Linked DNA regions of Homo sapiens: region 1 is linked to region 2. Evidence: chromatin contacts called from ENCODE Hi-C or POLR2A ChIA-PET data. All regions are on one chromosome and are shown on one strand. The core of a region is the stretch at or near the end of the contact, and the rest is flanking DNA. Distances in the headings are between cores, read along the strand shown.

The links. Hi-C counts contacts between places; a loop is a spot of excess contacts on that map. ChIA-PET counts read pairs that join two places held with the same protein, here RNA polymerase II (POLR2A). Pooled maps may share reads with other maps.
Region 1: POLR2A ChIA-PET joins it to region 2 with 11 read pairs in PC-9. The contact joins two enhancer-like sites. A Hi-C loop is called at or near these places in 2 of 168 maps with a recorded cell type or tissue (dorsolateral prefrontal cortex and heart right ventricle) and 3 of 50 pooled maps. POLR2A ChIA-PET finds 5 or more read pairs at or near these places in 3 of 52 experiments (Caco-2, MCF 10A and PC-9).

Annotation. Positions count from the first base shown.
Region 1 is chr6:138,225,672-138,228,870 of GRCh38, reverse strand. All of the region lies in intron 4 of ARFGEF3 (ARFGEF family member 3), which reads right to left. Among named protein-coding and RNA genes, the nearest start is that of PBOV1, 8.8 kb to the right of the region's middle. Within about 2 kb of position 1,535, at least 5 of the 41 ENCODE cell types and tissues checked have a DNase peak (open chromatin) inside an H3K27ac peak, as active enhancers do.
Region 2 is chr6:138,182,663-138,185,737 of GRCh38, reverse strand. All of the region lies in intron 2 of ARFGEF3 (ARFGEF family member 3), which reads right to left. Among named protein-coding and RNA genes, the nearest start is that of ARFGEF3, 22 kb to the right of the region's middle. RefSeq lists enhancers at 1,487-1,986, 1,987-2,488. Within about 2 kb of position 1,807, at least 3 of the 41 ENCODE cell types and tissues checked have a DNase peak (open chromatin) inside an H3K27ac peak, as active enhancers do.

The DNA of each region.
Region 1 (3,199 bases), core at 286-2,785, 43 kb before region 2:
TCCTTGATCTCAAACCCCACAGCCATGCCCTGCCTGCAGCTTAGCCTGCCAGGGGCAGTCTTCTGAGCATTTTTCTCATCTGTTCAATTCATGAAGGAGCATGGAAGCCTAGCAAATTTACTTAATACAGGAAACTGCAATTGTCAGATGTGACAAGAAATCTCTCCCCATCTCTCAGTCTTAGCTGTCAGCTAGGCCGGCCCTAGGAACAGTCGCTCCTTCAGAGAAAGCAAGTATGTATGCAATTAAAGGGGGGTAAAAAAGATTTTTTTTTGCCATATTTAGTCACAAGGGTGGGTATTAATTGCAGGTGTGCTCCTCAGTCTTTTGATTCTTAAAGGGACTTAATCCAAGAATCAACACCAAATAAAAATCAGCTCAGTTGGCTGGGCACAGTGGCTCACACCTGTAATCCCAGCACTTTGCAAAGCTGAGGTGGGCGGATCACTTGAGATTAGGAGTTCGAGACCAGCCTGGGCAACATGGCAAAACCCCATCTCTACTAAAAATACAAAAAAAAAAAAAAATTATCCAGGTGTGGTGGTGGTTGCCTGTAATCCCAGCTATCCGGGAGGCTGAGGCAGGAGAATCACTTGAACCCGGGAGGCGGAGGTTGCAGTGAACCGAGATCACACTGTTTCACTCCAGCCTGGGTGACAGAGTGAGACTCCATCTCAAAAAAAAAAAAAAAAAAAAAATTGTCTCAGTGCCATGGCGATTGAGAAAAAGGGATTGGGTAGCAACTGCCTCTTGGCCTCATGGGAAATAGCTTTCTTTTGTTTCATGACAATCTTTGGGAACTGGGATTTGGTAGGTAGGGAGGGATGAAAGCTGAGGACAGTGGGGTCACCAGGACCTACCCTGGGCTTGGAGGGAGGCTATGTCTTCCAGGCCCCTGTAAGTACACAGTGGTGGTCCCATGGCTGAAAAGCCCTGTCCTTGGCTCCTCCTCTATTTGTTTTGCCACGTGGCTTGATTGGCTTCTTTCCAGTCTTAGATGTCGCCCCCTCAGACAGACATTCCCAGATCCCCCTCTCTAAAGTACTCAGTATCACATCTCCTTGTTTCATTTACTTCAGAGCAGACATCAGTCTCATAAATGACTTGTTTGCTTATTTGCAATCTTCTCATTAGACTATACCATCCGTGGAGCCTGTGAAAGGCCCTCAGGACATTGTCACATGATGCTTTCTTACTCTGAGGTTTTTTATTTTTAGTGCCATGTTTCATGGCGGGGGGCGGGGAGTCTGAGTTGGTGGTGGCCAGCAGAGGCCACTTGGTCCCTCTGGGCTCTTGATTTTTTAAGTATTGACAATAAAGACTGGCACCACTTTACGATATGAAAATAATGATGGCAAATATTTGTCCTCACTGGTTAATTATTAACATTGCTTATAGGACTGACGATCAACTTTCTGCCTTCCGTGGCTCTGTGAGTTCATATAAGGTACACAAAGGTAGGTTTAGGAAGAAGTGTTTGAAACTTGACCCAGTTTTCTGTGAGCAAGAGCTGCTTTTCGGAGCAGCGGTTGGAAGCAGGAGCAGTTCCCATGGTGAGGTCTTCGTAAGGGTGTTGAGTTAGCAGTATTGGTAATCAAGATTCTCAGGGGAATGCAGGAAGCTTGACTCCCTGTGTTTCAGGGAAGCCCAGCATATGTAGAGGGAGACCTCCCTGCAACAACAGTCCACAGAAGCTGAGGATACCTGCACCCAGGCCCCCAGCCAATGCTGACCATGTTCACAAGATGTTGGAAGGAAGGCTTTCCACACCTAATGTCTGGCCACCAATAGTCAAAGACTCACTGAGCTATATGGAAAAAAAAAAAACAAAATCAACCCTGAAAACAGCAGGAAATAATGAAAGGAAAGTAAAGCACATTAACGGAGCCAGTTCCTTAAGCTCATGCAGTTTGTTGCATGAAAAGCACAGCAGATTTTAATTACAGGGCTGATGGTGTCCATGCCCTCCTGGGACTCACAAGATGTATTAAGGGCAGAGCATCTAGCCAGGATGATGCAGCAGATAAAAATGACTTATTGAAATTGTTGATGCTCCCAATGCTTAGCATGTATTAATTCGCCGGATTAAAACACAGACTAGGGGTAGAAAATTTAGGGCAATAACAAATTGAAATCATCTGACTTCCATTGCATAATGAGAGGGCAACAAGTTTAGATTAACATTCTGAGCACGCTGGCCCCATGGAAAACAGAAGCAGCTAAATATTGAGGGCAATTTTATTAAAAATATATCCTTCACAGGGTCATTAAAGCATATTGACTAAATTACCATGGAACAGCAGGAACTTGAGTGATGGGCAGCGTCCTGCAATCTACACCAGCTTGCAGAAACTGCCTCCATAAATGAGCCACAAGGAAAATAGGGAAAACAGGGGCAAAGCTTTCCATGAAAAGGGAAAAATCATTACAATGGCTAATAAAAGTCCCAGATAATTGAATAGCTACTATATGCAAGAAGCAATCCCTCAATTTAAAATGTGTACAGAAACCCTGGGTTTAGGGAAAAAAAATTAGAATTAGACTTGAAAGGAGAAAGCAAAGCTGATTTATTGCAAGATTTTGGCACAAGTGACAACAATCCAGAAAATGTGGTCACGTTAATATGAGAGAGGGATGGATGTGGACAGATAATGATGATGAGCACAGAATCGCAGATGTGCTCTTTTAAGAACATCCTGAATTAATCCTCTCCCAAGGACATGTCCTGGTCATGATCGGGGGTTTCTCTGTCAGGCACACCCTGTCCAGCGACCATGATCAGGGCAGAGCAGAGGCTGTGATGTCAGGGCCACAAATGAGACATGATCATGCATGTGATTTGGTGTTTAATTGGTGTGTGACTTTGTCTATGTCCTCTAGCCCTTTACCTTTAAAATTCCCATCCCACCTCCCAAGGATAGTTACAGGAACAAATAAATTAAATGAATGTTTAAAGAAATAGTGCAGATGAGACAGACCTTTAAGCCTGTCTTCTCACAGAAGCTACACAAGTCTCATTTGATGTAGTTCATGGTAGCTATTCCAACATAGATGATTAGGCTTATTTCAAGTAAAAAAAAATATTAGAAATATCAGATAATCCACATTGAAAAGCATAGAACCTTTGGTTTTTCACTCCATGTCTTATCAATGCCACAAGTTCTCATTTTTCTGATCCAGCTCCACTTTCTTCCTTCTG
Region 2 (3,075 bases), core at 558-3,057:
TCGAGGCTCTAATATGCATCTGCATGCTCAAGGGGTGGAAAGAAACCCAAAGCCCTACCTCTAAGGTCCCATACCTTGTAAACACCACAGATGTCTCAGCTCTCCTCCATATTTTATCAAAGTTACCAACCATTTAATTTAAAACTTCAACTATTTATCTTACAAAATAACAGGACAACAAAATGGTCAAAAGACAGCCAGACATGAAGAAAAGAATCCTACCAGCAGCTCTTCAGATTGGTTATGGCAGCTGCACATGCCGGGGCTATCCTCCCTTCTCTGGATCCCTACGGGTCATGATCATTCCTTTAGGGAGGGTGCATCAGTTAGGGTGCGTTCAGCTGCAAGTAACAAAGTCCAATTCCCTCCGTGTCCTAAACAAGGAGGCAGATTAGCTCCAGGTTCAGGTGATTCAGTGCCCCCTTAACACAGCCAGGAGGCCCTTTCTATCTTTCTTCAGATCCACCATGTGTCAGCTTCATTCCCTGGCTGGCTCCTTTCACAGCTGCAAACAGCTATAGCTGCTCCAAGCATCATTTGAAGGTGAAACGTTTTGGAGGAAGAAAGAACTTCACTTTCACAAGACTGAGAGGGTACCCCTCTCATATTCTGATGCAGGGCAAGCCCGTGGCCAGCCTCCTTGGAAGCACAGGGCTGATAATAAGAGCAGATCCTATACCTAGTCAGGTTCATTGAGGATAAGGAGCAGTTGGATGTTGGGTAGGCAAGCAATGGTTTCTCCATTGGAAAATAATGGAAGGCCTAGAGAATTTACAAATGCAAATAATTACCCCCTAAACTAAGAATACCCTTGTGTATTTTCTGGTTAAAAACAAAACCAAAGCATCATCTTCAGGTAAGTATGTGTTGCAGTACTACTGGAAATGTGATGTCCTCCGTCCCACCCATAGCTCCATCAACAGCCACCCTCATCCATGGACTGCCATGAGAGAGGCCAGCTCAAAGAAATTTCTTTAAGTCTGTAAGTAAAAATGGAAACAGAACACACTGATAGAGCAACATTAGATTCCAATTCTCTTATTTCAGACACCAGAATTTATTTTAAAGAACACTTAAGACTGCCATAGTCAAGTTTACCAAATCTTGCCTGCTCAGGCAGATTTGTTTATAATTCCCAAGGACAAGCTGGGCCCTTTTATATTCACAGGACGAGGAAATAATGCTACTTAAATCCATAGTCTCATCTGCCCTTTCTTCCCGGTACCCTTGTTTTCCTATCTAACATCACACTTTGAAACCCAGCACAGGAGCGGGGAAACCTTAATCACACTGCAAACTGCCAGAAAACTGCAAGCCTGTTTACTAGTGACATTTCATTCACTTGTTGTGAATGTTAATTCATTTGTTGTACATTCTGCAAACTGCTGTCTTATGAAGATTACATCTTATGTAATCTTCATAAGAACCCAGTAAGGACTACATTGTTTGGGGGAATATTAATTCCACAGCTATGAGGATGGTAGAAGTATAATAAAAGTAGTTATTTTTCATTAAAATTATATCATTTATATTAACATCAAATGGGTTTGCTATTATTTTTAATGAATAATTTTAAAAATTTTGTTTTAGTTTCTAATATGGTAAATAGATACAATCCAAATTTTAAATAGAAGCTATGTGGGATAATTTTTAAAAATGTACAGGGTCTTGAGACCAAAGAGTTTGAGAAGTGCTGCCTCAGTCCACATCAGTAACGCACAGAGGGTTCTGAGAGCGAGCCCTGTGGGTGGAAGCTGCCCTTCTGCCCCAATATGGGGGAGATACAAAGGGGCAATGCCCTCCTCTGGACAGACCCAGCGTGGACACATGCTGAGCACTCACAGGGGAGGTTGAGGCCACTTCTGTGGCCTGCAATGGGATCTCTTCAGACCTGTCACACTGGGGAAACAGAGGCACCTCCCTACCTTCCCGTTTCCATCTCCATTTACGGAAACTGACAGGCAAAATGACCAGCTCGAGGTCCCAAAAGGCATATGTAGGAGAACCAGGACTTGCATCTGTATTATGATGATCTATTTGCTTTCCCTTCAGCAAATGACAAGCTCTTTGAGAGAAGAGAGCTTGTGTCCTGTTCCTCATTGCATTTCCGGCATGCACCATGCTGTGTGTTTGGCTCTGACTCCAAACCCAGGCCACCTGCTCCCCCTTCCCAACTGCCTGATCCACATGAGCCCAGTCCCCACCCTGTCTTCCCACTCTGCATCACTCTCTCCAGACCCCTCCGATACAGACGTTAACATGTAGAACTGAACACAGCGAGGCAATCATCTCAAGCAAACATTCATAAAAACATCCTCTGTACTGAATGCCTGGGCATGCACACCTTTAACAATTGTTTTCTTTCTTAATCAAATCCTCCTGTTGACTTTAAATTACATCTTTATTTTTACTACCTCTGAAATGCATGAATGCTACCCTCCCCATTTTCAGCAAAGGTCGTGTTGCTGGCCTTGTCTTCCACATACAGCTTTATTTCAGAGTTGGGGGTAAATCCAGCAGCCCTCCCACCTGCTCAGTCCTGGGTGTCCTCTGTGTTCAGCCCTCTCCCTCTGCCCTTCCCAGTCACGGGATCTCTCCTTCTCCCAACCCCCAAGCACAGCTGGACCCAGTTTCCTGGCTTCTGTCCTACCAACAGCCTCTGAAATAAGCTTACAAAACCCCTTTTGTTTTTGAAGGTTTTTCTCCCAGCTGGTAAATACAGAAAAACAAAATAGGATTTATAAAATAAAGCACACCATGGGGCAGTTATAGTTTCAGGAAAAAAAACCCATTATTTTACATAGAACAATTCTCTCTGGAGTTCATTAAACTGAAAATTAGCATAGGTCTGCTCTCACTTAAAATATTCTAGAAGGATTCCTTTAGGCCTAAAAATGAGCCCTATCCTAAATCTTCTCTCAGTAATTCTTCAGTTTTGCTCACCTTAACCCTCATTAAAAAACCATATCAATTGTTACCTAGCCTCTTCCCTTGGTCAAGTTAGCAGAAGGTGGAGAGGTAAGAGTTAGTTATTTAATTACATAATTACTCAGGTTTCCCCAGTGGGTATTCACA